Regions from separate parts of the Homo sapiens genome. Here region 1 is linked to region 2. Evidence: chromatin loops called from intact Hi-C (ENCODE). Cell type or tissue: prostate gland. All regions are shown on one strand. Links, peaks and the distances in the headings refer to the core of each region. The heading gives the core; the rest is flanking DNA.

Region 1 (15,499 bases), core at 3,558-11,557, 52 kb after region 2:
TAATGGTCACTTAGCCATTGAACTAGACATGGACCTAAAAGCTATTCTAGCTTCACTGCAATACAAATTCCAATTGATGACTCAGATTACCTTTTAGGACTTTTAACACCCCCCTCTTCCTTCCAATACCCTCTGCTCACCTATCCTTAAGGTAAGATGGCCTGTGCTATGGTTTGGATGTGGTTTGTCCCCACCAAAACTCATGCTGAAGTTTAATTGCCAATGCAATAGTGTTGGGAGATAGGGTCTAGTGGGAGGTGTTTGGGTCACGAGAGTTTATCCTCATGAATAAATTAATGCCCTCCCAAAAGAAGTAGGTGAGTTCTCGCTCTCATGGGACTGGGTTAGTTACCAGAGGGCAGGTTGTTATAAATACAAGTTTTTCTTTCTAGACTGTCTATTCCCTCCTCTCTTGCTATGTGATCTCTTTGAACACATCTGCCTCCCTTCCACGTTCTGCCATGAGTGGAAGCAGTATGAAACCCTTACCAGATGCAGCTGCCCAATCTTGGACTTTCCAGCCATCAGAATCATAAGCCAAATAAACCTCTTTTCTTTGTAAATTACCAATCCTCAGGTATTCTCTCATAGTAACACTAGACTGACTAAGACAGCCTACATTACCATAATACCATTCTGACTGGTGCTACTGCTTCTAGCCTCTCTTTTCATAATCTGTCGTCCACACTGCAGCTGGAGTAATTGGTCTAAAAAGCAAATCTGATTATGCATTGCTGTGTTAAAAAAATTCTGATGATTCTGCACTACTTTCAGGATAAAATTCAAACTCCCTAGCTTGGCATATATCGCCTGTACACTCTGGTCTTGCCTACCAGTACAACCACATCTTATATCACTTCCTGCGATACTGCTATATATTCACCAAAAGCAATTTCCGTTTCCTCCTGGGGACATGGCTAGAAGTGATAGATTCTAAGGAGCCAAACGATGGCAGAGTCACACAATGAAATCAGGAACACCAGCGCAGGACCACTTCATGAGCAAGAAACACACTTTTATTGTTTGAAGTCACTGAAATTTTGTAGACACTTATTACAGCAGTTAACGTACTCTAACAAATACATGGGCATGTTCTTGAAACCAATAGGTCTTTGCAAGCTATACTATCTCTTCTACAACATTTTCCCCTTTATTTTCTGCCTAGATAGTTCCTAATTATCCTCCAACAGTCTGGCATCACTTATTCTGGGAAGCCTATCTTGTTTTCCTAGGCTGAGTTAGGAGCCTCATCTCTGCAGTGCCCCAGAATTCTGTCCTTCTCTTCTACCAATGTACCTAACCTGTGAAATGTTTAATTGCCTCTTCCCTTGTCCATTTCCCCCACTTCCTAGACACTGGACAGGGGCTGTATTTGCTCACCTCTATATCCCTGGGGTCCAGAATATGTGTCCCTTCCAAGAGTAGCAGTTGAGTAAATGTTTTTTTGAAGGAACGAATGAATGGATGGACGAATAAATGAAGTCAGTTAATACATATATTTGTGAGGGGTTGTTCCTTTTCTTTTTACACAATTAAAAAAAACTTTTAGGTTTGGAGGTACATGTGAAGGTTTATTACACAGGTAAACTCATGTCATGGGGGTTTGTTGTACAGATTATTTCATCACCCAGGAATTAAGCCCAATACCCAGTAGTTATCTTTTCTATTCCCCTCCCTCCTCCCACCCTCCACCTTCAAGTAGACCCCAGGGTCTGTTGTTTCCTTCTTTGTGTTGGTAAGTTCTTGTCATTTAGGATGGGCTGTTCCTTGATGATAACCTACACATTTACTCAATGCCACCTCCCTCACATGTGTGTGCTGAGGACAATGGGGGTATGAGAGCAGTGTGGTGGCAACCAAGGCCCAGGCCCAGTGCAGGGAAACCTATGCAGCAAACCTGCTCCACGGTGGTCAGTGTCAAAGCCAGAGCTCTGGCCTCTCTGCATGTTGTGGACACAGGTGAGAGGGGCAAGAAAAAGTTTGGAAGCCTTGGCACAGTGTGACAGAAGGAAGGAACATACCTTTATGAAGTATTTCCTGTGTGCTAGGCTGTTTAAATTTATTATTTCATAAGTCCATCCTATGCCAGTTCTATTAAGTTTGCTGTTATGATCCCCATTTGTCAGATAAAGAAGCAGCTCAGAGAAGTTAAGTGACTTGTCCAAGAGGCCACACAGCTGGTAAGTAGTAGAGCTTGGAATCCAAACTAGGCCTACCTTCTGAACAGGGGTCCTCCCAGTGCACTTTATGGAGCAAAGGCCGAAGCCAGACATGCCCCATTTCTCCATGACACCCGGTGGCTAGACCCTGCAGAGATAGGAGGCCTGCGCATCAGTCCCAGCCTGAGCAAACACTCAAAATGCTTCCCCTGGCAGCAGTCCGTGAACATGGGGAGAGTGAAGGAACAGGCTGCTTTTCCCTGGGCCCGAGCTCCGTCAGGCAGGCCTGATTTGCCGGCTGCCCCAGACACTGTGGAAACACACTGGGCTGTTGGGTCAGGTTCCCCTGATTTCTCAGATGAGGGAGCCAGGCTGGAGCCAACACATTTCTCAATCTCCAGGCAACCACTGACCAGGCCTCCTGGGCTGTGTCTCCACTGGCAGCTGTGAGCACCGCGGCCTCTTGGCGGGCTGAGTACCTCTTAGCCCTGTTGGCAGGTAAGGACCCAGTGTCCTGAATGCCAGGGACCTCCCTCTCTGTCTGGGGAGACAAAATCAGGAGCTTAGCCAGGAGCCCCAGGCCCAGGTCAAGCCTTCACTTGCCTCAACAACCTGGCAGCCAAGAAGAGGCCCCTGAATTGCGGGCAGGGAGATCGGGAAGGCAAAAGTCCTGGGATGTGGCTAGGAGGAGAGGTTAGTTGGGAGAGACAGGGAGGAGCTGGGGGCACGGAATGAGCTATCTCAGTGGTCGCTGTCTTCTGAGGGGCCTCTGCCAGGCACTGCGATGAACAGACCCAGCTCCCACCCCCAGGAGCTTAGAATGTAGAAGAGGAAGAGACAAAATAGACAGTCGTAGTACAGTTTCAAAAGGAGGCAGCATCTTCAGGCTCCACCCTGACTAGCTGTGTGAGCTTGGAAAGTGACAAACTCTTTGGGCTTCAGTTTCTTTGTCTGTGAAGTGGGACTAATAACATCTTCTTAAAGGGTTTGGATAAAATGCATGTGGGTACAGTGCCTTGCACATAAAAGCTGCTTGCTAAATGCTGTGTGGATTTTTGCTCTCCTAGTTAGATGGAGCATGTAGAAGTCATGAACTCAGGCTTATATTTCTTTTATAACATCCGTGGTTTCTAGCCCAGTGGAGAGCACTGAGTAGTTTTCTAAGTAGGAGAAAGGTCGAAGGCATATTCCGATGAGATAGGAACAACTGCCATCAATAATAGCTTCAGGAGACACATCTTTCCCTGCTGAGTTTGCTCCAAGGAATCAGCCTCTTTGAACTGACCACAATGAAAACCACAAAACAGGCAACAGCAGGCAGGAAGGGTTGGCCAGTTTAATAATCTCATAATAATGAGTCTGGATAATCTAAACTTGATAAAAGCTCGTTGAATAATCAAAGACAGTCTGCAATTGTGGAATAACTCCCACCTAGACAACACTTTCAGTTTGCAAAGCGCAGACATGAACATTATTTCATTTGGACAAACCCAATAAATATGTATGGAAGCATACAGCCTTGCAACAGCCTCATAATGTGAATTATTCAAGGTCTTGATTTAACTGATAAGGAAGCCAAGGCTCAGAGAGGTAAATTAAATTGCTAGAAAAAAGACCAATCCTGTTTGATGCCAAACCCAATGTTCTTTGTACCGCACCAAACCGTCCCTATAAATAGATGGTAATGGGGGTGTGCTCTCACTGATCCCTGTGCCAGGCAGGAAATCCAACCAATACAGCTGTCCCTAGTGTGCTGGTCTTGAAGATGGGCCTTTGAAGCGACATGTAATAGCTATTCCCCACACCCCCACCCTGCCTGCCAACAGGCATGTTCCCTGGCGGGTGGGAACCAGAGTAAAGTAAGAAGTGGGCAGTTGGCACAGCTGGAATGCAAACAAACAATGAGGCTGGTGAAAGATTGGCGTGGGTCTCTCTTGCTGATGGAGAATGTGTAAAATATGGAAATAAAAATTGCACAACTGAGCTGTCTCCTGGGAAGACGATGGCTAATTAGATGTCTGACAGCACACAGGCTCCTAATCACTGAGCAATCCTTGCCCTCGGATTGCAAACTCCAGCCACAAGCCAGGCATGATGCCCATGGAGGCATCCATCTCCTGGGACACTAGTGGGCACCACAGCCACCACTCAGAGGGTGCCTTCTAGGTGCCACACTCAGTGCCGGGGGTTTGCTTTCATCAGCTTTGAATGCAAGTCTCTCCTTAAAACACTGAGAGTGAAGTGCTGTGAGAGTTCCCTTTAGCTAGATGAGAAAGTAGAGGCCAGGGGAGGTAATGAGAGCACACTAGTCTTGGTAGGAAGGGGAAAGGTAGTCAGTGACTCTAGATACAAAAGGAAAGATAGCCCTAAATCCATAAAAAAACACTTGTTGTGCTTTCTGTCTTACATGGGCATTTTATGAGGTGAGAATCTTGTTTTGGCAAAAGCTGGAAAGGCCCTCAGATGAAACTGGAAACCCTCATTCTCAGCAAACTATCACAAGGACAAAAAACCAAACACCGCATGTTCTCACTCATAGGTGGGAATTGAACAATGAGAACACATGGACACAGGAGGGGGAACATCACACGCCGGGGACTGTTGTGGGGTGGGGGAAAGGGGGAGGGATAGCATTGGGAGATATACCTAATGCTAGATGACAAGTTAGTGGGTGCAGTGCACCAGTGTGGCACATGTATACATATGTAACTAACCTGCACATTGTGCACATGTACCCTAAAACTTAAAGTATAGTAATAATAAAATAAAAGAAAAAAAAAAAAGAAAGGGCCATGGATAAAATGAAAGGGGCAATTCAGGCCATTTTTGTAATAAATATAGTAAAATATTAAAAAAACAAAACAAAACACTGCTTTTAAACTGGTGTTTTACCAAATTTCTTTTTTCCTTCTCTTTCTTTTTTTTTTCTTTTTTCCTTTTTTTTTTTTTTTGCAACAGGACCCTTTGTTTTGGGGTGCGTGTATGTGTGTTTCTTTTTGAAACAGGGTCTCACTCTGTTACCTAGGCTGGAGTGCAGTGGTGAAATCTCGGCTCACTGCAGCCTCGACCTCCCAGGCTCAAGCAATCCTCTCACCTCAGCCTCCCAAGTAGCTGGGACTATAGGCATGCACCACCACGTCCAGCTAATTTTTATATTTTTTGTCTCACCATGTTGCCCAGGCTGGTCTTAAACTCCTGAGCTCAAGTGATCCATCTTCCTTGGCCTCCCAAAGCGTTGGGATTAGAGATGTGAGCCACTGTGCCCTGCCAAAACCCTTTGATTAAGTGTAGTATTGTGTGGAAGCATGGTAGACAAAACAGAGCAAGAAGGAGCAATCTGGGTAGAAGTGGGGGTCCTGCTCATTAACAATTGTCTTCTTTCCCTTTTGCCTTGCTCTTCTCACCATCATGTCTTCTTGGAACCCTAGGGTTCCTCGGAATCCAGTTTGAAAACCACTGTCTTTGTTCAACTCCTTTATCTTGCACATGAGAAAACAAAAATCTGGAGAAGCTAAATGACCTTCTCAGTGTCAGAAAACCAAGAAGTAGTAAAGGCAGGAGCAGAAATCAGCTTCTTCTTGCTCAGGTTGAGGATTTGGGGCTAAGCCAGGTAGGCTTTATGTAGGTAGATATTGATGATGGAGATATTGATGACACAGATTTTAATGAGTTCTAGATACAGAGAGATGAAGCAAATGATATATAATTTATTGAGCATTCTTTGTGCCAGGCTGTGTATACTGGGTATACTAGGGACTCAGAGTTGGGGGAACATAGGTCGCATTCCCCAGAAGTTCACCACAGAGTTGGGGGAACATAGGTCGCATTCCCCAGAAGTTCACCACAGAGTTGGGGAAACATGTAGCGGCCCCAGGGGCTGCCTCATAAATCAGAGGGTACAGAATTTTGGTAGAGGTGCACATGACAGCTTATGAGGATTATTATAGTGAGAGAGTCATTTGGGACTGACAGAGGCTAAGACTTTGGGAACGGAGGACTTAGCCAGAGCTGGAGGGTTGATGCGGCCATTCCAGGGTGAGGCACTGTGAGAGCAGAGGTTGAGAGGCGGGAAAGTGCAGGGTGTGATTTAGTAAATACATTGGTGCCCTTCAAAACTGAGGCCCATTCAGGTCCTTCCCTGACTCCTTTCCTAACAAGATCTGTTCTCCCCACCCTACCCCTGTCCCTGTCTAGGACCTATTTGAGGGTCCAGCCTCTTGGTTTCCAGCAACTGTCCAAAGATGGGAGGGGGAGTGGGAGGAGAGTAGGAAACAGGAAATTAATTCTCCTAGGCTGTGTGTGTGTGTGTGTGTGTGTGTGTGTGTGTGTGTCAGAGAGAGAGAGAAAAAAAGAAAGAGGCAAAGAGTGTGTGTGTCTGTACGTGTGTGTGTGTGCGCAAGTGCGTAAGAAAAATGTCGCTGACATCAAATACTGTCTGAAACCACTTCTGCCTTTTAGGAGAGAGGCACAATTCCTTTCCAGAGAGTTTTTCTTACATAGCTTTATTATTATTATTAGTCTAGGAAAGAGCCTAATGGGCCCCTTTGGTCCCTGAGCCAGAAGGGATAGGAGAAATACAAGAGAGGACTGAATGGCTCTGCCTAAAATGATATTTTGGTCTTGTTCTCTGGGAGTTCCAGAGGCTTGATGGGTGAAGGCTGGTGAGTGGGGTTGGGGCAAGGGCTCAGAAATGGTGGGAGAGAGAGATGTGACGAGGAAATGAGGATGGAGACACTGAGGCAGAGCGGGAGGCTGCACTCCACGGAGACAATGAATGGCCACCACATTTTAGAAACATAGGGCTGTTTTCTGCCCACTCTTATATTTTCAGCAAAAGCTGGGTAGCTTCAAGAACCTTGTGTCAATGAGAATTTTGGAACAAAGGTGGGCATAGGAGATAGGGCTGTAGTCTCAGGTGCTTGCAGCAAGGTCAGGGTGGCAAATGCACCTGGCAGGTGAACTCCATGGGAGTACCGGGGAGGGAGCGCCTCTCAGAGTAGCTGGGATAGAGCTTGAGCCATTTTATTTGGATATGATGGTAATCAATGATTCCAGAAGACTAGAAGGGTAGGGGACCTTGGTGTACCTGGTTCTTTGAGTATAATTATATGTGCATGTTTCTGGTATGCATTTTTATATATGTGTTCATGAATGTCGACACCTGTGTGATTGTGTTGGCAACTGTATTTGTGAATATGGGTAAGTGTATGGGAATGAGTGAGTTTCCTTGTGTATGTGTGAGTGTATGTGTAGGAATCCGGACTTCAGGATCTGTGAGTTACATGTGTACACCTGAATGTAGATGAGTGCATGGCCACGTGAGCGTGGATGCATGAGTACATTTCTGAGAGGCTTTCGAATATATATCTGTGTCACTCACCATGTGTGTACGGGGTGTGGGGATATCTGTGAATGTGTGAGAACATATACTCTGTACGAGTGTGCCCTGATTGCCAGGAGCCTGAGGCAGGCCGGCACCTCTGCTCTGGTGTCTTCCTCCTCACAGGGCCCTGCACTACGCTTGGCTCTGGGCAGTGGGGAAGCGGGAGTGGATGTTCCTGGGTGTGCTTGCCCCAGAGCCTTGCTCCTCACCCAGGAACATTCTCCCTTTCCCATTCCTGGGAAGGAACATAATGTCCACTGGCTCCTCTCCCACCGGACAAGTCCAACTCCTCTGCTGCCTCAGGCTGTGAGGCACTTCCTGACCGGATGGGGAGCATCCAGGGAGCCAAACCCTGGGGCCAGAGTGGGAGGGAGACATACTGGCTCCAAGAGTGTCAGCAACAGGAGATTCTCCCCAGTGGTGATTAAAGTAGCCATCATCTATTGGGTGTTTGCCACATGCCAGCCCAACACAGAGCATTTCACATGAATATATTTGTTTATGCCTCCTTGTGGAATGGGCTGCCAGATATTATCATTATCTCTTCTTCTTCTTCTTCTTCTTTTTTTTTTTTTTTTGAAAACAAGGAAACTAAGGCTCAGGTTGAGGAACTTGTCCAAGGTGGCACACCCAGGGAGAGGTATATGTCGGATTAGAACTAGGTTTCCTGTCTCTGGAGCCAATATTCTCACTTTGCAGGCGGGGCCCAACCCTCCCATCTCATCCATCACCGTCAGTGCATAGATGGGAGACTGAGGTCCAGAAGGGGGCATGTTCTCTTACCAGGCTTCCTTCGGCTCTGAGATGTCCCCTAAGAAGCCCTGGAGCTGGGCAGACTGTAACTGTGGCAAAGGACCTACATGACAATTGTGACTAACTTTCCCAATTTGGTAAAGGTCTCACTTAAAGGTCTGTGGCACACTAGACTTTACACAAATTGGTCCTCTTTGCTGGGACTGATGAGGTCAAAATTGCAGCTTCTCTGGCTGTGACCAGAGAATTTCATGCATGAAAAACCTCCCACTTCCATGGCCTAAACAACCCCAAAGCCAACAGACCCCTTGGTCCAGCCCAACAGGCACATGGATCTCTTTTTTTTTTTGAGACAGAGTCTCGCTCTGTTGTCCAGGCTGGAGTGCAGTGGTGTGATCTTGGCTCACCACAATCTCTGCCTCCTGGGTTCAAGCAATTTCTCCTGCCTCAGCCTCCTGAGTACCTGGGATTACAGGCACACAATACCACGCCCTGCTAATTTTTGTATTTTTAATACAGACGGGGTTTCGCCATGTTGGCTAGGCTGGTCTCGAACTCCTGACCTCAGGCGATCCACCCACCTCAGCCTCCTAAAGTGTTAGGATTACAGGCGTGAGTCACCGCACCCGGCCCACATGGATCTCTTGACCTTCAACTGATTATACACACCTCAGCTTGCCTCACCTTCTTCAAACACCACTTTAGCACCTGAGGGTAAACTATGTGCCAGATCATATGCCCAGTGCTTTCATGTCATATTGGGTACATATTGCACTTTCTAATTACGGTCTCAGCTAATCTCCATAACTATATTATGAGGTTGGTGTTATTCCCATTTTATAATTAAGAAAACAGAGTCAGAGAAGCTTAAGTCACTTTCCTAGGGACACACAGCTCATAAAAGTTGGAACCAGAATTTGAATTTGGATCTGACACTAAAACCTATGTTATTAAAAATGTAAAATAAAATACCTAGGAATAAAGTTAACAGAAGCAGTAAAAGACTTCTATGGAAAACTACAAAACAGTGATGAAAGAAATTTAAGAAGATGCAAACAACTGGAAAGACATCCCATACTCATGGATCAGAAGCATTAATATTCTTAAAATGACAATACTACCCAAAGCAGTCTACAGATTCAATGCAATCCCTATCAAAATACCAATGACATTCTTCACAGAAATGGGAAAAAAAGTTCTAAAATTTGTGTGGAACCACAAAAGACCCCAAATAACCAAAGTAATCCTGAACAAAAAGAACAAAGCTGGAGACATCATACTATCAAACTTCAAAATATACTACAGAGCTGTAGCAACCAAAACCACATGGCATTGGCATAAATACAGACATATAGGTCAGTGGAACGGAATAGAGAACCCAGAAATTAACCCACATATCTACAGCCAACTGATTTTTGACAAAGATGCCAAGAACACTCACTGAGGAAAGGACACCCTCTTCAATAAATGGTGTTGGGAAAACTGGATATGTAAAAGAATGAAAACAGACCTCCATCTCTCATCCTATACTAAAATCAACTCAAAATGGCCAAATACCTAAACGTAAGACCCAAAACTATAAAACTACTCAAAGAAAATATAAGGGAAATGCTTCAGGATGTTGGTATTGGAGAAGATTTTATGAATAAGACCTCAAAAGCACAGGCAACCAAAGCAAAAATAAACAAATATGGGATTATATCAAATAGCAAAGCTTCTGCACAGTAAGGGAAACAATCAACAAAGTAAAAATATAACCTATAGAATGGGAGAAAATGGTCACGAACTACTCATCTGACAAGGGGTCAATATCCAGAATATACAAGGAACTCAAACATCTCCACAGGAAAAAAAATAGGCAAATGATCTGGACAGACATTTCTCAAAAGAAGATACACAAATGGCCAAGAAATATATGAAAAAAAATGTTCAACATCACTAGTAATCAGGGAAATGCACATCAAAACCACAATGGGGTGTCATCTCACCCCAGTTAGGATGGCCATTATCAAAAAGAAAAAGAAGAACAAATGTTGGCAAAGATACAGAGAAAAGGGAACTCATACATTTTTGGTGGGAACGAAAACTAGTACAGCTGCTATGAACAGTATGGAAGTTCCTCAAAAAACTACAAATAGAACAACCATATGATTCAGCAATCCTGCTACTGGGCATTTCACCAAGAGAAAGGAAATTAGTATATTGAATAAATAGCTGCACCTCCATGTTTATTGCAGCACAGTCCATGATAGCTAAGTTATGGAATCAACCTAGTTCAACAGGAGATGAATCAATAAAGAAAATGTGGTATATATACAACATGGAATACTATTCAGCCATAAAAAAGAAATGAAATTCTGTCATTCATAGCAACATGGATGGAACTGGAGGACAGTATGTCAAGTGAAACAAGCTAAACACTGCATTTTCTCACTAATATGTAGAAACTAAAAAAAGTTGTTCTCATTGAAGTAAAAATTAGAACAGAGGATACTAGAGACTAAGAAGGGTTGGAGGAAGGGAAAGATAGGGAGAGATTTGTTGAAGAATACAAAATCACAGCTAAATAAGAAAAATAAAGTCTAGTGTTCTATACCACTGTGGGATGGCTATAGTTAACAATAATGTATTATATAGTTTCGGTTAGCTAGGAGGAGGATCTTAAACATTCCCAACACAAGGAAATGATAAATGTTTGAGATGATGAATATGCTAATTAGCCCAATGTGATCACTATACATTATATGTATCAAAACATCACTATGTACTTCATGAGTATGTACAATTATTATTTGTCAATTAAAATTTTTAAATAAATGTTAAAATATTTTGAAAGATCTGGTTCCAAGATGGCCGAATAGGTAGAGCTCCAGTCTACAGCTCCCAGCATGAGTGATGCAGAAGACTGGTGATTTCTGCATTTCCAACTGAGGTACCGGGTTCATCTCACTGGGGCTTGTCAGACAGTGGGTGCAGGACAGTGGGTGCAGCTCACCAAGCGTGAGCCGAAGCAGGGCGAGGAATCGCCTCACCCAGGAAGCACAAGGGGTCATGGAATTCCCTTTCCTAGCCAAGGGAAGCTGTGACAGATGGCACCAGGAAAATTGGGTCACTCCCACCCTAATACAGTGCTTTTCCAACAGTCTCAGCAAACGGCACACCAGGAGATTATATCCCACTCCTGGCTCAGAGGGTCCCATGCCCACACAGCCTCACTCACTGCTAGCAGAGCAGTCTGAGATCGAACTGCAAGGCAGTAGCGAGGCTGGGGGAGGGGCACCCGCCATTGCTGAGGCTTGAGTAGGTAAACAAAGTGGCCAGGAAGCTCGAACTGAGCAGCTCGAGGAGGCCTGCCTGCCTCTGTAGACTCCACCTCTGGGGGCAGGGCATAGCTGAAAAAAAGGCAGCAGAAACTTCTGCAGACTTAAATGTCCCTGTCTGACAGCTTTGAAGAGAGTAGTGGTACTCCCAGCATGGAGTTTGAAATCTGAGAACGGACAGACTGCCTCCTCAGTGGGCCCCTGACCCCCGAGTAGCCTAACTGGGAGGCACCTCGCAGTAGGGTCCGACTGACACCTCACACGGCCAGGTGCCCCTCTGAGATGAAGCTTCCAGAGGAACAATCAGGCAGCAACATTTGTTATTCTGCAATACTCGCTGTTCTGCAGCCTCCGCTGGTGATACTCAGGCAAAGAGGGTCTGGAGTGGACCTCCAGCAAATTCCAACAGACCTGCAGCTGAGGGTCCTGACTGTTAGAAGGAAAACTAACAAACAGAAAGGACATCCACACCAAAACCCCATCTGTACATCACCATCATCAAAGACCAAAGGTAGATAAAACCACAAAGATGGGGAGAAACCAGAGCAGAAAAGCTGAAAATTCTAAACATCAGAGCTCCTCTTCTCCTCCAAAGGAATAACACAGCTCCTCACCAGCAATGGAATAAAGCTGGACAGAGAATGACTTTGACGAGTTGAGAGAAGAAGGTTTCAGACAATCAAATTTCTCCAAGCTAAAGGAGGATGTTCGAACCCATCGCAAAGAAGCTAAAAACCTTGAAAAAAGATTAGACGAATGGCTAACTGGAATAACCAGTGTAGAGAAGACCTCAAATGACCTGATGGAGCTGAAAACCATGGCATGAGAACTATGTGACAAATGCACAAGCTTCAGTAGCGGATTCGATCAACTGGAAGAAAGGGTATCAGTGATTAAAGATCAAATGAATGAAATGAAGTGAGAAGAGAAGTTTAGAGAAAAAAGAGTAAAAAGAAGGGAACAAAGCCTCCAAGAAATATGGGACTATGTGAAAAGACCAAATCTACGTCTGATTGGTGTACCTGAAAGTGACGGGGAGAATGGAACCAAGTTGGAAAACACTCTGCAGGATATTATCCAGCAGAACTTCCTCAACCTAGCAAGGCAGGCCAACATTCAAATTCAGGAAATACAGAGAATGCCACAAAGATACTCCTCTAGAAGAGCAACTCCAAGACACATAATTGTCAGATTCACCAAAGTTGAAATGAAGGAAAAAATGTTAAGGGCAGCCAGAAAGAAAGGTCAGATTGCCCACAAAGGGAAGCCCATCAGACTAACAGTGAATCTCTCAGCAGAAACTCTATAAGCTAGAAGAGAGTGGGGGCCAATATTCAATATTCTTAAAGAAAAGAGTTTTCAACCCAGAATTTCATATCCAGCCAAACTAAGCTTCATAAGTGAAGGAGAAATAAAATCCTTTACAGACAAGCAAATGCTGAGAGATTTTGTCACCACCAGGCCTGTCTTACAAGAGCTCCTGAAGGAAGCACTAAACATGGAAAGGAACAACCGGTACCCACCACTGCAAAAACATGCCAAATTGTAAAGACCATCGATGCTAGGAAGAAACTGCATCAACTAACGAGCAAAATACTCAGCTAACATCATAATGACAGGATCAAATTCATACATGACAATATTAACCTTAAATGTAAATGGGCTAAATGCTCCAATTAAAAGACACAGACTGGAAAATTGCATAAAGAGTCAAGACCCATCAGTGTGCTGTATTCAGGAAACCCATCTCACGTGCAGAGACACACATAGGCTCAAAATAAAGGGATGGAGGAAGATCTACCAAGCAAATGGAAAACAAACAAACAAAAAAAAGCAGGGGTTGCAATCCTAGTCTCTGATAAAACAGACTTTAAACCAACAAAGATCAAAAGAGACAAGGAAGGCCATTACATAATGGTAAAGGGATCAATTCAACAAGAAGAGCTAACTATCCTAAATATATACCAACCCAATACAGGAGCACCCAGATTCATAAAGCAGGTCCTTAGAGACCTACAAAGAGACTTAGACTCCCACACAATAATAATGGGAGACTTTAACACCCCACTGTCAACATTAGACAGATCAACAAGATAGAAAGTTAAAAAGGATATCCAGGAATTGAACTCAGCTCTGCACCAAGCAGACCTAATAGACATCTACAGAACTCTCCACCCCAAATCAACAGAATATACATTCTTCTCAGCACCACATCACACTTATCCCAAAATTGACCACGTAGTTGGAAGTAAAGCACTCCTCAGCAAATGTAAAAGAACAGAAATTATAACAAACTGTCTCTCAGACCACAGTGCCATCAAACTAGAACTCATGATTAAGAAACTCACTCAAAAGCACTCAACTACATGGAAACTAAACAACCTGCTCCTGAACGACTACTGGGTACATAACGAAATGAAGGCAGAGATAAAGATGTTCTTTGAAACCAATGAGAACAAAGACACAACATACCAGAATCCCTGGGACACATTCAAAGCAGTGTTTACAGGGAAATTTATAGCACTAAATACCCACAGGAGAAAGCAGGAAAGATCTAAAATTGACACCCTACCATCACAATGAAAAGAACTAGAGAAGCAAGAGCAAACAAATTCAAAAGCTACCAGAAGGCAAGAAATAACTAAGATCAGAGCGGAACTGAAGGAGATAGAGACAAAAAAAACACTTCAAAAAATCAATGAATCCAGGAGCTGATTTTTTGAAAAGATCAACAAAATTGATAGACCGCTAGCAAGACTAATAAAGAAGGAATGAGAGAAGAATCAAATAGACGCAATAAAAAATGATAAAGGGAATATCACCACCGATCCCACAGAAATACAAAATACCATCAGAGAATATTACGAACACCTCTATGCAAATAAACTAGAAAATCTGGAAGAAATGGATAAATTCCTCGATACATACACTCTCCCAAGACTAAGCCAGGAAGAAGTTGAATCTCTGAATAGACCAATAACAGGCTCCGAAATTGAGGCAATAATTACTAGCTTGCCAACCAAAAAAAGTCCAGGACCAGACGGATTCACAGCCGAATTCTACCAGAGGTATAAGGAGGAGCTGGTACCATTCCTTCTGAAACTATTCCAATCAATAGAAAAAGAGGGAATCCACCCTAATTATGAGGCCAGTGTCATCCTGATACCAAAGCCTGGCAGAGACACAACAAAAAAAGAGAATTTTAGACCAATATCCCTGATGAACATCGATGCAAAAATCCTCAGTAAAATACTGGCAAACTGACTCCAGCAGCACATCGAAAAGCTTATCCATCATGATCAAGTGGGCTTCTTTCCTGGGATGCAAGGCTGGTTCCATATACACAAATCAATAAACCTAATCCGTCATATAAACAGAATCAAAGACAAAAACCACATGATTATCTCAATAGATGCAGAAAAGGCCTTCAACAAAATTCAACAACCCTTCATGCTAAAAACTCTCAATAAATTAGGTATTAATGGGATGTATCTCAAAATAATAAGAGCTATTTATGACAAACCCACAGCCAATATCACACTGAATGGGCAAAAACTGGAAGCATTCCCTTTGAAAACTGGCACAAGACAGGGATGCCCTCTCTCACCACTCCTATTCAACATAGTGTTGGAAGTTCTGGCCAGGGCAATCAGGCAGGAGAAGGAAATAAAAGGTATTCAATTAGGAAAAGAGGAAGTCAAATTGTCCCTGTTTGGAGATGACATGATTGTATATTTAGAAAATCCAGTCATCTCAGCCCTAAATCTCGTTAAGCTGATAAGCAACTTCAGCAAAGTCTCAGGATACAAAATCAATGTGCAAAAATCACAAGCATTCCTATACACCAACAACAGACAAACAGAGGGCCAAATCATGAGTGAATG
Region 2 (15,499 bases), core at 2,530-10,529:
ATATTTGCTTTTTTCTGAATGCATGTAATATTTCAATGAAAATTTAAATGTAAAAACAAGCACAGAACCAGGTTATGGCTGAGAGGGAAGGCTGTAACCTGGAGATTGACTATCTGGATAAGAAATATTTCTAGCTCTTTTCTGGCTCTCAAGTGTCAATGCAGCCAAGAGCTGCTGTATGGCTCCCAGGGCTACCAGTGTTTCGGAGATGCTGGGCTGACAGCCTGCGCTGTCTCCCTGTTCCAGGGAGAATGCTGTATTGAGAACATAATAATTTTAGATCTCATACTGACCTTCTGAGCCTCTGGGCAGTTTCATGTTCCTAGAATAACAGAGTCAGCAGGTCCTCGGAGGGGAGGCAAAGTGGTTAAGAGCTCAATGTGTTGAAACCCTACCTCTGCCACTTTCTAGTCATGTGACCTTGGGAAAGTTATATAAACTTTCTAATCTGCAGTTTCCTCATCTGTAAAATGGGGCTAATAATAGTGCCCGCCTCATATGGTTACTGTGGGAATTACCTGTACTGCATATGAAGGGTTTAGCCCTGGGCCTGGCAAAAACTAAGAAGTATCCATTAAAGACTAAATGTTATAATTGAGTCCAACCCCCATACTTTATGTGAGGAAACTAAGACCCAGATAGAGAAGGGAGTATCTTATTGAAGGTCAGAGCCAGGATATAACAGTGATAATCCGGGCCTCCTCGAGTCTAGGACTGTGGAGCTCTCTCCATGATAACATGCTGCTTTTTCCCACACTGGGGGTCCTCCCCACCTGGGCAGGCCCATGCAGCCATGCTTTATTCATCCAAGCACCAGACAATGTGAACTTATTTTGCTCACAACCCCTTTAAGTGAGAGGAGACTGTGATGAATGCAGTGTCATTCATCTGATAAGGTGAATCCCCAGGTTGAGGAGAAATGAACAGGCAACCCCTATGACCTGGAGTACCTCCCTGTGAGCCACCCTGAGACCACACAATGGGCGGATTGAGGGAAACATGAGACTCTTGTTTAGTAAACACAGAGTACCTGCTTTGTGGTCAGGCCCAGTGTTGGGGACAACTGGGAAATAAGAAGGATCCCACCTTCCTGGAGCTCCCAGTCTGGGAGGGGGAGGGATGGAGAAGGTTGATTCTGAGAGACAGGTTACTCAAAGGAAAAGCAAGGGAACATATCACAGGGGACCCAACTATCTGTGGTATGAAGCAAGTGACATGGTCGTGGAGGCAGCGATGTCACCATAGGGACTAGAAGGCTGAGTAGGAGCCACCTAAATGAAGTGAAGGGGGCAGAGAGGAGCCAAGGAGGAGGCCCTGGGGTGGGTTAGGACATGAACATGGGGACCTGGAGAATAGGCTTGTACTAGGGAGCTGGGGGAGCAGTGTGAGAAGAGGTGAGTGTGAGCATGCAAGATCTCCTGAGCATGCTGAGAATTCTGGACTTTATGAGATGTGAGAAGCCTCTGGAGAGTTTTAAGTTGGAAAGTCACATGATGAGATTTGCCTTTTAGAAAATACCTGAGCCCTGAGAGTCAGTCTAAGTCCAAAAGCACCTCTTGGTGCAGAGCGTGGGAGGCTCCTGAAACCTCACACCATTCCCAGGACCAGAGCAACAGGGGCCCTCTGAGACTGGTGCACCTTCATTTATCAGAAAGATAAATGGAAGATTAGAGAGGGAGGGAGGTTTACCCAATATCACTCATCAACTTAAAAAGAGTCAGAGCTAGATCCAGTTTCCAAGTCTTCAGCTGCAATTCCTGTTGCACTTGCAATCATCATACGGCTGTTTCACTAGTTTGTGTGAAAATCTTTCAACCCCAAATAAACTGATACTCTTAATGAGCACTAAATTCATCTTTGCAGAATGAAGGAATTTAAGTGCATGGGAACCCTGGATCTGTTACCCTTCCTCCTCTTCCTTAACATTATCTTGGAGCCCGCAGAGCTTGACTCCTCAGCCCGGCCATACCTGCAGGCCTGCTCAAGTAGATATTGGGAAGGGGGTGTGGTCACAGGGCCTGATTCTAGTAAGGGCTGCTTGAAACCTGCTTTCCCCACCCCTACTGCTGGGGTCTGGAAGTCTTCGAGGCTTCTTCTTCAACTGCTCCCCACTGATGGATGATATCATGGGCATTTTGAAATGAGAGGAAAACTCCCATTTGGCTGGAAATTAAGGTGATTTAAAAGCAGATGGCAGAGCTTCTGAACTGAGAGGGCAGGACAAACCACCCAAACATGCCTAGCTAAGCAGTCTGTGGGGCCTTCTGAGGGAAGGTCTGGGATTCGCTGGAGGCTGGCCCAGGGTGGGATCATGGTAGGGCCTCCTCTGAGGGTCAGGACTGATGTCAGCATTTGGGTCTTGCTCTCATCCTGCCCCAAACCCATATTAACTACAGCTAGAATGAGGGAAGGATTTCCAGGTCCTAGCCCTGCCTGACCATGTGCTTTTATGGAGTGAGGGACTTGGATGGGAAATCAGCACTCACTGAGCACCTACAATGTGCCAGGCACTGTACTGAGAGGCCATGGGTTATAATGACCCAACTTTGGGCAATGTGCCAACCAAGGGCTCTTGAGCCCATAGGGATGTGAGCACTCTTGAAGGATGGGTGAGAAGAACTCTACCCTTGAAGAGAATGGGTATTCCCATAGTCAATCATCCCGGAAGGGCTGGAAATATGATGAGACTCAGGACTGGATGAGGGAGAAATATATTCCTCACTCTGGTGTCTGTGGGGTTGGCACTGGGCTTGCAGTGTGGGGGGGCCTTGAGTGATCTGGAAGTGGGTGAGTGCCCTTGGCCGTGCCCTTGGAGAGGAGCTTGGCCTCCACTATTTACCATGGTGGAGGCAGTAGCAGCTCAAAAAGCACCAAGTTTGGTGATAATCAGCATTTAGGTAGTGCTTGGGTGCTCCAGACTAAGGGGTATATCTGAGCAGCTGCCCCTCTTCTGAGAGTTGTGGGCCACCAAGAATGACCTTTAGATCAAATCAAGAGCTTCACCTTCATCACTGGGGTCTCAGAGACAGCCCCCAGTGGTGACAACTGTGCCAGCAGGGCAGATACCTCCTGCTGGGCATTGACACATGAGTCAATACCCTGGGAAAGCTCCCAGAAATGATGGGAGGACATTGTGACAAGGGCTGAAGTCCAGCATGTAGACCTAGGATATAACAGTTGGCATGAAAAGGAAGTATAATTCTATTTAAATTGAGTTCAGGAACAGACATTTTATATATTACCTCATTTTTTCCAACACAATACCCTTTGAAGAAAATGGAGCTAATTATCCCCACTTCACAGATGAAGAAACTAATTTTCAGAGAAGCTCTATCAGTGATTTCCAGTTTTTGGATTTCGCAATCAAGTTAAAACAATTGGGGGAGTGTACATGGATTGTTCACCTCAATTATCTTAGTAAGGAAATTTTAAAAATTAAAAAATGCTACATCTAAACTTATCGTCCCATTTTGGCAAAAGAAAAGATATTTTAATGCAAACAATTGTGGCAGACAATTTAATCAGAATAAAGGTCATTTTTTAAAACTTAATAAAATTATATTGTTGAAGATACAATTTAATATCCTGAGTTTTCTCCCTCCTCTGGGCGTTGGTGAAATGTGGCCTTGTCCTTGTGCTGGTTTGTGGAGTAAAGTTTGCAACCCCAGGGGCTGAATGACTTGCTCATGTCCTGGTCACTCAGCCAGAAAGGGGCAGAGCCAACTCACACAGACCCGACTGGAAGCCCAGCCTTTCTGGATGCCCTGCACAGCTCTGCTCTACTGAGGCAGGCAGTGGGGACCACAGTGCTATCCAAATCCTTGCCAAGGTGCTCCAAGAGAACATCCAGGCCTTGCCTGACTCTTCTCCCCACAGGCCTCTTGGATGGGCCCAGTCAGCTGGCTGAGAACTCTACCAGTAATGCCAGCATAGGGGATTTGGCTGAGCTCAGTACAATATGTTTTTATCTGTACCAAATTATGACCCATAAAAATTCAGTCCTTGCTAGGACACAAGCAGCTAAAAAAGAAGGTGACCCAACTCAACCTTTTCTCTTTTAAGAAAACACATCACTGACCCCGCCTTCCTAAGCTGCTGCCATGAGGCTTTCTGTTACACCCCGCAACCCCTGACATTCCGTTTAGAGGAAATGAAAAACTACTCTCTCTCCTTGGCCCTCCCCATTCAAACAGGCTTACATGTGTCCCAGAAGAAGGCCACTGATGACTTCCCAAACTCCCGGCTACTCTTCCTTCCTCAGAGAAACACAAAATATTAGCACTACAAGGAAATTTAAGGATCATTTAATACAAATACCCCCATTTTATCTATATGAACCAAAGCAGTCACTGAAACCCAGATCTTCTAACTTCTAGCCAGAACCAGGGTGGCACAGTTGACAATCCACAGATTAACAAAGGTTTGAATCTAGTCCTCCCTCATCCTAGTTCTGCAACCTTGGAAAATGCTTCACTTCTCTGAACCTCACTGTTTTCATCTGAAAAATGGGCAAAATGAATATGATATGTTTTGGATGTTTGTCCTCTCCAAATCTCATATTGGAATGAGTGTTGGAGATGGGGCCTGGTGGGAGGTGTTTGGTCATGGGGGCAGATCCCTCATGAACGGCTTAGCGTCATACTCCTGATAGTGTGTTCTCACTCAGTTCATGCAAGATCTGCTTATTTAAAAGAGTGTGTGGCATCTCTGCCCTCTCTGTCATGCTCCCTCTCTCACATGTAATATGTAGCCCCCCATCCCTTCTGCTATCATTGTAAGCTTCCTGAGGCCCTCGCCAAAAGCAGATGCTGGTGCCATGCTTGTATAGCCTTCAGAATCATGAGCCAATTAAACCTCTTTTCTTTATGAATTACCCAGCCTCAGGTATTTCTTTATAGCGACACAAATGGACTGACACAATACCAGCCTCCCAGGTCCTCGCAGAGGTTAATGGGGCTATGTATATAAAGCACTTCACAATGTGCTTGGCACATTGACCGCAGTGCTCATTTCCACAGTACACATTTCCTTTCTGGGCAGTTTACGAACTTCTCTAAGGCTCAGTGTCCTCATCTGTTAAGTAGGATAACAATTGGATTATGAGATAAGGCATGTGTGTAAAAAGTTTAGCACAGTTCTTAGCACATACCAAGCATGTGGAAGCAATTATTATTAGCATGGTATTATCACCAGCCCCTTCTTTCTTTCTTTCTTTCCTCCCTCTCCAGATTCCCACTCCTCAATCTACATAAGTCAACAGAGCAATGTGTAGGGTGTACCATGGGGTGAGTATGTTGTATGTGGGTAAGGTGCTGTCTAGGGGAGTGAGTCCAGGTGCTGTGCCTGATGCTCTGGTGGTAGTGGGCAGCCCTGGAACCCTGCAGAGTGAAGTCCACTCTGTGGCTTGCTCTCTCTCAGCTGCTTGATCAGATCATGTGACTAACACAAGCTATCTTGATATTGTGGACATCTATCTATTCCCTGCTAGATGTATTTTCTCAGGTGGAGGTGTCCTAATTTCTATATGAAACCACCACGCAGCCTCCTGAGGCTGCCAGACACCTGACACGTACATCCCACAGGAATTCCATTCAGATGTGTCCACAGGTCTCAGTGGATTCCCACAGTGGCTTCCTAGCTACCTGGTCTGGAGGACATGCTTACTATGCATTGGTGAGAGTTTCTGGACACTGAATACATGTTCTGTATAGAGAGATTTCCTGTACTCCAATCCCAGACTTGCCAAAGGCTGGCCAGATCCTCCCAGAACTGCAGGCTATTGGTGTGGAGGACCAAGGGCTCATCCCAAGGGGCAAACCTATTGCTAAATCCCATCAGACTGGTCACCTCTTTAGAGGGACTTAGGCAGACCAGTGGGCCATTAATGCCAAATAATTAAATCGATAGGCTTCTAGAAGATAAACCTGATCTCAACTCAGCTAGCCATTTCACACAGAGTGGTGCAATTACCCCCAAATTGCAGAGAGACCTGGGTTCAAACGCTAACTCTATCACTAACTGACTTTGGGTGTTTCCTCACCATTCAAAACTTCAACTTCCCTATATATAAAATAAGGACAAGCAAATCTATCTTTTATAACTGCGGTGAAATTAAATTGAAAATTGATGATACTTCAATGCCTGGCACATTGTCATTATTTGATAATGATCCAGTTAGGACAAAACATATGAAGAAGGACTGCCAGGTCAGGGGACGTCCCTGAGAGAATCTCACTGCCAGGCATGACCTTGTCCCCAGAAGCTAGATCATTTCAGTTCAACCCCTGGCTCTGTCTCTCATTAGTAAGTTAGTTAAATTCTGCACCTCAGTTTCTGTCTCTATCTGTAAGTGGGGATAATGATAATACCTACCCCAAAGGGGTTTGTGATGATTAAATTAATTACTTAATGTAAAATGCTTAGAACAGTGCCTGGCACCCGCTAAGTGCTGCAAAAATGTTGGCTATTCATAATAGAACTAAGTGATTCATCAGTAGTCTGAAATAAATTCCTAAAGCATGGGCTTTGGAAGCCCTTGATTGTTTGGCTTTACTGAAATGACAGGTGCAAAGAAGGCATGAGACCCCTACCGTTCTCTCACGTGAGCTCATTCCTGAGCAGAAGAGCCGTGTTTTATAATAATTACCACTTCTGGAATGCTTGCCATATGCCAGTTCCTTTATAAATTTTAGCTCTCATTCTCACAGGAACCCTCTTATATAGGCATTATTATCCCCATTTTGCAGATAAGGAAACTAAGGTTCAGATAGGTGAAGTGATTTTCCCAAAGGGGCACAGCAGGTAGGGGTAGAGGCAGGATTCAAATGCAGGTCTGTCTGGCTCCATAGCCACAGCCTCCTTGCTTCCCTAAGCAGAATGGGGTTCCGCATCCCTCCTGTGTGTGCGGGTGAGGGGTGTGTCCTACAGTTCCCCAGCACTCATTCAGCCCTACTGGCCTGGCTGGGTGGTTGATATTTAAAAACTGGAGAGGAGGGGAAAAAAACCCTTAAAAACAATAAACAGTGATTCAGACTGAGTCTTTACTCAGGCGGTTACGGGAAACTGGCGGGAGGCGACAGCCTTAGTCACTTAGGAATGGCCGAGCCCCTGACTCATGGGCAGCAGATCACGCTGCTCAGGACAGAAGCCAGCACTGCATTCGGTGCCAAAAAGGCAGGAAAACGCTCTAAAGAGGGGGGTGGGGGATGAAAAGAATGATGTGCTGGGGCCAGAGCTATCTTTTGTGAGGAGGCAGGCTTGTCCTGGGTGCTGGAATAACATCCAAACCCCCAAGCCTGATGTTCCAGCCCCCTTTCTGGAGCCCTCCTCTTTTCCAATCTGATTTCTCTCTATTCTCATTCAAGAACCCCACCCTCCAGCCAAATGGGATGGCCCACTGTGCCCAGGATGTCCTGTCTTTGCCCCTCACTCCAGGTGCCTTGGCCCCCAACCCTCCTGGCCTCTCTTGTGCCCAATAGGTAGGGCTCCCCTCCAGGGGCCCTTCCTCTTGCCTTCAGCACTAAATTCAGCCCCTCATTCCTCAGGTATTTAAGGAGCACACATTATGTGTTAAGTTCTATGTTAGATACTGGAAATCCAAAGATAGCTTAGACACAGTCCCTGCCCTCAGGAAGCTCATACCTAGTGTTTGTTTCAGTACCAGGTACAGGAGTACACAGGTCACAACAAGAACCGCCAAAAAGGAAGGGCTGTGATGTGGGGAGCACAGAACACAGCCGGGGTGTCCCAAACCACCCTAGGAACCAGGGTTCCCTAAAGGACGTGATGTTTGAGATGAATCTTGAAGAGTAGGAATGAGTCAAGAGATGGTGGGGTAGAGAGGGGAAGGATATAGAATCATCTCTCTCTTCTAAACAAAAACAGAAACAAAAGCTGAGGCAGGTACTGTGAGTTTATTGTACCAAAGGGGAAGGAAATGAAGAAAAAACAGAGGGGCAAAATAATAGCCCCCAAATCTTTTTGTGTTTTTTTGAGACAGAGTCTCGTTCTGTTGCCCAGGCTGGAGTGCAGTGGCACAATCTCGGTTCACTGCAACCTCCGTCTCCCAGGTTCAAGTGATTCTCCTGCCTCAGCCTCCAGAGTAGCTGAGACTACAGGCATGTGCCACCACGTCCAGATAAATTTTGTATTTTTAGTAGAGATAGGGTTTCACCATATTGGCCAGGCTGCTCTCGAACTCCTGACGTCAGGTGATCCACCCGCCTCAGCCTCCCAAAGTGTTTGGATTACAGGCGTGAGCCGCTGCACCCAGCCAGCCTCAAAATCTTGTTAAAATTTTGGACTAATTCCTCTCAGCCTTTTCTCCATATAGCTCTATGTGTGGAGACATATACATTTTTAAAAACCCAAAACATGTTAATCTGACCGCTTTGTAATTTGCTTTTCACATTTAACAACATAGGAAATCTTTCTATGTTGATAAATATTAGTCAACATAACAGATGCCACAGCTGATCTGGCCTGAGAGAGGTCGGTTTAGCTCGTGGAGGTGGTGGGAAATTCTGAATTTGAACACCTAGCACTGGGGAATGTACTCATCCATTCTCCACAGGCCCCACCTCTCCTCGCTGTCTTACACAAATAAGATCTGCTTCTCTGTTCACATCAGCTGCCTGGCCAATCCGGGCATTAGCATTTTGAGCCCCTGATGCTCAACATTTGAATGGCTATGTGGTATCTCGGAAGATGATGCCCCTTGATTCACCTGGCATTTTCCCCATGCTTCTCTTTCGACACTGCCAATTTCTACCCTAGATAGCAATTGATCACACAGCTGCTGCCTTCCCATCTGCGGGCTCCTCAGACGCGGGTTCTATATGTGATGTTTCTTGCTCTCCCATCACAGAGCCTAGCACAGCTCTACTGTGACTTGCGCACAACAGGCAGTCACTAAACAGTTGATGAAAAGAGAAAGGAGGAAAGTTACAGGGTTAAGCTCTTGACCCCTCCCAGTGCAGGTGAGACACCCATTTCATCCAGATCCTGCAGCGAGATGACAGGCATGGGCTCCGGAGTAAGCATGCCTGGACTCCTATTCTGGTCCCACCACTGACTAGGCTAGGCAAGTTATTTAATCTTTCTACGTTTCATTTCTCATGTACAAAACGAGAATACTAATTGTACCCATTGTGCTAGGCTGTTGTGAAGGTTCAATCCTACAAAAAAGGAGCTTAGAACAGAACCTGGCACACAATCACAAAAGTTAGCAATTGGTTTTCTTCTTATCATCCTTATTATCTTGGGCGCTCTCCAAGTGCAAGTTGGGACTCAACTCCCCTCTGAAGGAGGCTTTCTTCTTGGTCAGCATCCCCTCGCTCCTATTCCTGCGGCGCAGCCTCTCCCTCTGGAGAGGGGTCTCTGGCCAGTCCCCAACCTGACAATAGGGATGGATTCTCTTCTCCTCAAAGGAGAAGGATACTGGGATTGTGGCCAGCAGTTTCCAGGCGTTTGGAAAAACCTCAGTGGGTTAGACCAGGGGTTGGCAAACTTTTTCTATAAAAGGCCAGATAGTAAATATTTTAGGCTTTGCAGGCCATATGGTCTTTGTTGCAACCACTCAATCTTGCCCTTGTAGCATGAAGGCAGTCATGGACAATACAGAAACGAATGGTCATGACTGTGTTCCAATAAAACCGTATTTACAAAAACGTGGCCAGCTGATTTGGCCTGGGGGCCATAGTTTGCTGGCCTCTGTAGATCAATCACAAAATCACTCAGTCAGGGCTGTGAGTCTTCTCTGCTTCTCTGTAACCCTGAAAATGCTCCTTTCCTTCCCTGAACCTAATTTTTGTCATTTATCAATTGAGGAGTTTGGGACAGATAATTTTTAGGAGTCATTCTGTCTTGAAAATGCAATAAGTCTATGACTGACAAGCTGTGTGACTTTGGGCAAGGCCCGACCCTCTCTGGGCCTCAGTCTCCTCCTCTGTAAAATGAGGGGATGCATTGATTATCAAGCCCTGATCACAAGCCGAGTAGGACACACTGGGCTTGGGAGGCACCCAGACCATGGCCAGGTGCTGCCTTTGCCCACCTCACTGCCTTTCTTCCCGCAGCCAGGGACCTCTGCAAGCTGTCACCCTGGGCTCGGCCAAAATTCAGTCATGCTTCGTGATGCAGTCAAGTTGCTCTTGCCCAAATGGCTTGCCTGGAAATCACTCTGCAGCCAGACTGCAGCAATCCAGGTTGGATTACGCCAGGCATATGGGGAGACTCTTTGTGCAGGGTGCCAAGTGGCAGTACAGGCTGGGGTTAGTATCACCATGGTCTGGACCCGACTGCAGCTTGCCCCAGAGGCCTGTAGGGACAAGGAGTTCTCCACTTCACAAGGCCAAGTTGATAGCCTTTTTCTGTGGCTGGCAGTCTTGATTCTTTCCTTGAGAGGCCGTGCCTTCACTCTTGGTGTGGTTAACAGGCGCCCACAAACTCACACATGCACACACAATCACATGGTACTCTTGTGACTGTCACATCCTAGGAAATGTCTTAACGATCTAAGGAGAGTCAGGAAGCTCTCCAGACCCAACCAAATGCTACTTTTATCCCCGTAAAAAGAGAGGGCCAGCTGCTCTGGCCTGACCCACAATAAGGCAACCCTTAGAAGATGAATTGAGTCGCCAGTGGGAAACCACAGCATCCTCGTGGCCTAACCCAGGCCTGGGACAGCCTGGTTCTCTGAGAGCCAAAGTGCCAACAGCAATGACACCACCAGCACACTGGGCAATTCTACCCAGCAGATGCCTCCACCCCATAGAGTGCATGACGTCCACATCTTCCCTGGGGTATCGGAATAACAAAGGCTGTGTCCCAGCACTATTGTACAGCTAGGGAAGGCCGGAAACCAAGCTACAGGAAACTGGTTGCTATGGTTTCCTTGAGCGTAATGCCACAGAAATTGCTTTCTAAAAATTTTTTTTTTTTCAGGGAGAGGTAAGGAGGGAAACACTGACTTCAATATTTACCATGCACCAAGCATTGTGCTAGGTTGTAAATACTCAAAGTGAATCACTAGGATTGGTAGTATTATCTTCATTTTGCAAATGAGAATATGGAAGCACAGAGGAACTAAGACTCTTGCTCACAGACACACAGCTGGAAGGTGGGAGAGCCAGTTATGAACCCAAGATCTCCACACTGCAGTGCATGCTCCTTTTCAAATATATGTGGTGGGAGCCAAGAGATCTTGCAACCTAAAATATTCTTATTATGAGGCCAGACTGGAGCAGGGAGGGGGATCGAGGAGGAAGGGACAGGGAAGAAGCTAAATGAGAGAAATCAAACAGCTGAGGAATGAAGACTGATGCCTTCTGATGTGCCAGAACAAGGCTCTCAGGGTGGGTAGAAGGGGCACAGGACTTGGCACCAAAGGGCCTTAGTGTGAAGGTCACCTTCCTCACTCCCAGCCAGAGCCTCCCACATCTGTAAAATGGGTATAACAATCATATCTGCCCTTAGGGTTGTTGTAAGGATTAATTGAAATAATATACATCAAATGCATGGTACAGAGTAAGCACTCAGAAAATGTTAACATTCTTGCGATTGATATTATTATTAATTATACTGTTGTGAAAACTCGTGAATTACCAATTGCTGTACAAATATCAATTAGTTTCGAGGGGACTTGAGCAACTCTGAGGCTAACTCAGTTGAGGGAGTAGAGCTAAAACACATTTGGGCCCCGGGACTGGCCATGCAGGTTGGTACACTCCACAGCTCACACACTGTACAAAGCAGCCCTGATTTATTGGCGCATAGAAGGAAGCTTCCTACCACACATTTCTCAGTCAGTGATGCAAGCATTCATTCCACAGGTATTTATTGAACACCTATTTGCTATGTCCTGTGCCAGGAGGCATATGACATGCTCCCTGCTCTCCAGGAGCTCACAGACAGTGAAGGAGACAGAAAAGCAACTACAGACTGATGCCTCATATAGTTGGACACAGGCAGTGGGTGTCTACTCTTTACAGGGAGTGTATGCATGCGTGTGTGAGCATGCGTGTATGTGTCCTGGTGGGCAGGAAAGGCTTCTCTGAGAAGGGAGCCCTTAAGTTAAGCCTTAAAAAATAACTGGGAGTTTATCAAATAAGTGAGGGAGGGCAGACTGGGAAAAAGGAATAATACCTACAAAGACTCCAGGGCATTTTTGAAACATATGATTAAAGTTTAAGTGTACATCCATGGCGTAGAGTCAGGGAGAGCTAGAGAGGTGAGTTGAATGAGAGATGGAATGGAAATAAAGGTTGGGACCAAGTTGAACAGGGCCTTTTTTACCATGCTAAGGATCCTGGAGGTTTCTCTCTGCTGAGGCAAGAGGAGGAAGCTGCGGTGTGCATGAAGGATGTGGCCATGAGGTCTCTGGAGGTCCTGAGGGGGACGGATTAGAAGCACTCAGGCTCTTGATCTCTGCTAGGCACCTTACTGAGCTCTTTGCATGGATTTCCTACTTTGATTCTCACCCAAACTCCATAAAGTGGTGCAACTATTTCCCCATTTTGCAGAGGAGGAAACCAAGGCTTAGCTAAATTCTGTGTTAGATTTGAACCCAGGGAGGTGGCCCTTTGCCCTCCTAATAGCTACTGCCTCTTACTGTGGACAGGGAGTACATTTCAGAGGTCAAACAAGAGGCCAGGAAAGAAGTTATGAAGTCTGAAGGAGGGAAGTATCTTGTGGGTGGAGGCTGAGGTGGAAAACCTTATGTTCCAGGCAGAGAAGTGCCCAGGAAGCCTGAGGCTCAGGAAAACCTGCTCTCTAGGTGATCTCACTCACAGAAACTTGAAGCTGTTAACACATAGCCATTGAGATTCCTTTCTGGGTTTGCCCCCACCTTTTGTTTGAAGGAGGTAAGCCTGGCCCGTGACAACACTTGAGAACAAACTGCTCACTGCAAAACTGGGAGAAGAAAGCAGAGGCATATACCCTTTTTTCCCTTGGGGAATTTGACCTTTGGGGCTCGTTGCTTATAACCTTCCATTGAAAAAAAATTGCTACTTGGGAGCTGCAGTCATTCCTGCCTGTCAAGAGTGGCCCTCTGGCCCAAAGGCTGGCACCCAGAAGGACTTGCTCTCCTTTTGAGAGCGCGCCCTCCCGTCCCTCTTGTGTAAATAAGTACCCTGGAGTGGAAATAAAATAATAATTGGGGCACAGTTATTCTCAGGCCAGTCTCGGGAAGTTTCCAGGCAGCTCAGGGAGACGGCGGCTTCAAGAGTTCCTGATGCAGAGGTAACAGAGAAGGTGAGTTGGGGCCAGCAGGAGAGAGCGCAGAGGAATAGCCTGATGCTTAGCCAAAAGCTCCTTCCACAACCCAGGCCAGAGGCACTTGGCTGCACAGCCCAGGACTGACGACGGCCCACGCTGCTTTCCAAGCGCCCCTGAGTTGCTGTTACTTAATTAGCTCCATGGCCATAAAAGGCTGGCTCAGCTTGGAGGAGGCGCCTGGCCCCAAGAAGCAGCACACTGAAGTGTCATAAAAACACAGCATGGAGAAGGGGCAGGAAAAGGAAGGGCAGGTGGGAAATTCAAGTCATCTTGGGTCTGTTGTTTCTAATAGGGCTTGCTCACCCTGGCCTGAAAGGATCCTGGGACCCTGCCCCTGAGCCCTGGTTGCTCACATTCACTACTGTGCCTAGATTTAACCCATCATGGAAGGGAGGGAACAGGCCCCGAGAGCAGAAAGTTGCAAGCTTTGGTGCTTGTGGTGTTTAAACAAAACCAGAAGACAAGGCACACAAAATTTCAGCCCTCTATTTAAAATCATTGCCAGGATTCTTATAAAACTGACTAATGTGCCACTTAATGTCTTCTGTTCCTCCCCAATTAACACCTCAATTTGAGAAAATTATTGTAGAGTATAGTGCCAAGGAAACTTGTTATCAGAGAAGCTGTGCTCACAGGGTGGTGAGAGGAGAGGTTTGGAATCAAACTTCTCTGGGTTTGAATTTTGGCTTGGGCACAAGCTGGCTGTTTGACCTTAAGAAAATAACTTCACCTTTCTGTTCTTCATTTGTTTCCTCATCTGTCAAATGATGATAATAATAGGATTTATTTCTTAAGATTGGTAGAAGAATTAAAATTCTGTGCATAAGGCACCCAGCACAGTGCCTGGCATATAGCAGATGCTCAAAAAACACAGACATATCTGAATATATTCATAAAACTCAATGTAGCATCTCTAGCATCCTGGTTCTATAAATGGAGATAGTAATAAGTATCATTACAGGGTTGCGTGTGGAAATTCCTTCCATGGTAATGGTCCTCAGCATATGCTAAGTATTAGTCTTTTTCTCTTTTCTTTCCCTCCCTTGCCTAGGCTGCTCAGAGGTTCAGAGCCAAATTCAATGTTTAATATAGCTCTTGGGCAATGGCTATTTCTTTTCCTTTCTATTATATCAACCATGTTGTATCCATGTAACTTGTTACAACCTGTCTCAAATTCCTTTTGAAGAGAGGCCAGGAGCAAACAAACACACAAACACTTACAAATCTATATTCTGCCCCATGGGAACTCTTCCCTGTTCCTCTGCCTGCCTCCTTAAGACCTAAATCCTCTGGCTTAGAAGGTACCATAAGCTGCTAGCTAGTAGCTGCATGGTTCCCTGACCCCTGATTCCCACTGTTTCTGACACAGAGGGCACTCAACCTGCCCATGGGCCTATCCTGAGCCTGAGCTGGTTGGTGTGGGAGGTGCCAGCTTGCGTCATCTCTTAGGCTCCTTCCCCATGTCCTCTCTCTGCTGCTGGTTCTGTGTCAATTACCCTCAGCATATCCCTCCTGCCCTCCATCCCTTGGGTCAAGCAGATGAGAAAGAAGTCCCATTGGCCACCATTTGCAGAGCATTTACAGGGGCTCACTGGCTCCTGAGGATACCCCCAAGAGGAAGATCCTATCATGATACCCCCTTTATGGGTGGAAAATTAACACTTGGAGAAATAGAATAACTTACTCAACCAAGGTCAGTTGGTGGCAGAGCCAGGAATAGAACCCAAGCTGAGGAAAAATGAATCACAATGCCACTTTGACCAGCAGCGATACCCATGTAGATCTCCCTCACTGCTAAGGGTTGAATGCACATTCAGGCTCTGCAACTTTATAAGAATAAAAAAATGGAGAAAAGTTAAACAACCACACAAATCCCAAATATTTCTTGAGCATGGACTCAGGACCTGGTGTTGGGCTGGGGACTTGGTGAGACTGTGCACTGCACTTTGCTATGTGCCTGGAAGCATGCTCGGCAACTCCACTCAGAGTTCCCAGGAGATGTAGTGCTGGTCCCTGCTCCATCCCCTGGCTTGCTGTTCCCTCAGCCTAATCTCATTCCTCCTTTCTTCCTTCTCATTTCTCATTCTTACTCAACTCGGAAATCTTCCCCAAGAAGTCTACATTCCCACAGCGCTTGGTGGCACCCATCACTATTGTAATGGCCTGTCTGTGAATGTCTCTCCCTCTAGACAGGGCATTTTCTGCGGACATGAATCAAGCT

Evidence for each region. A loop is a pair of places that touch in the nucleus more often than their neighbours do. Peaks named below come from ENCODE experiments on the same cell type or tissue, not always from the same donor. Only the 100,000 strongest peaks of a DNase experiment are listed, where the experiment ranks them.
Region 1: a loop joins it to region 2, with 4 times the contacts of the local background. A loop is called at or near these places in 10 of 110 quality-filtered maps.

The regions. Positions count from the first base shown.
Region 1 is chr11:19,620,534-19,636,032 of GRCh38, reverse strand. It overlaps a transcript of NAV2 not described here. Among named protein-coding and RNA genes, the nearest start is that of MIR4486, 53 kb to the right of the region's middle. In prostate gland, for the core only: no CTCF peak of the experiment used is centred there; a DNase peak (open chromatin) is centred at 7,782; H3K27ac peaks cover 2,039 bases.
Region 2 is chr11:19,671,924-19,687,422 of GRCh38, reverse strand. It overlaps a transcript of NAV2 not described here. Among named protein-coding and RNA genes, the nearest start is that of NAV2, 33 kb to the left of the region's middle. RefSeq lists an enhancer at 9,285-9,454. In prostate gland, for the core only: a CTCF peak has its summit at 6,922; DNase peaks (open chromatin) are centred at 3,875, 3,986, 7,072 and 9,275; H3K27ac peaks cover 4,726 bases.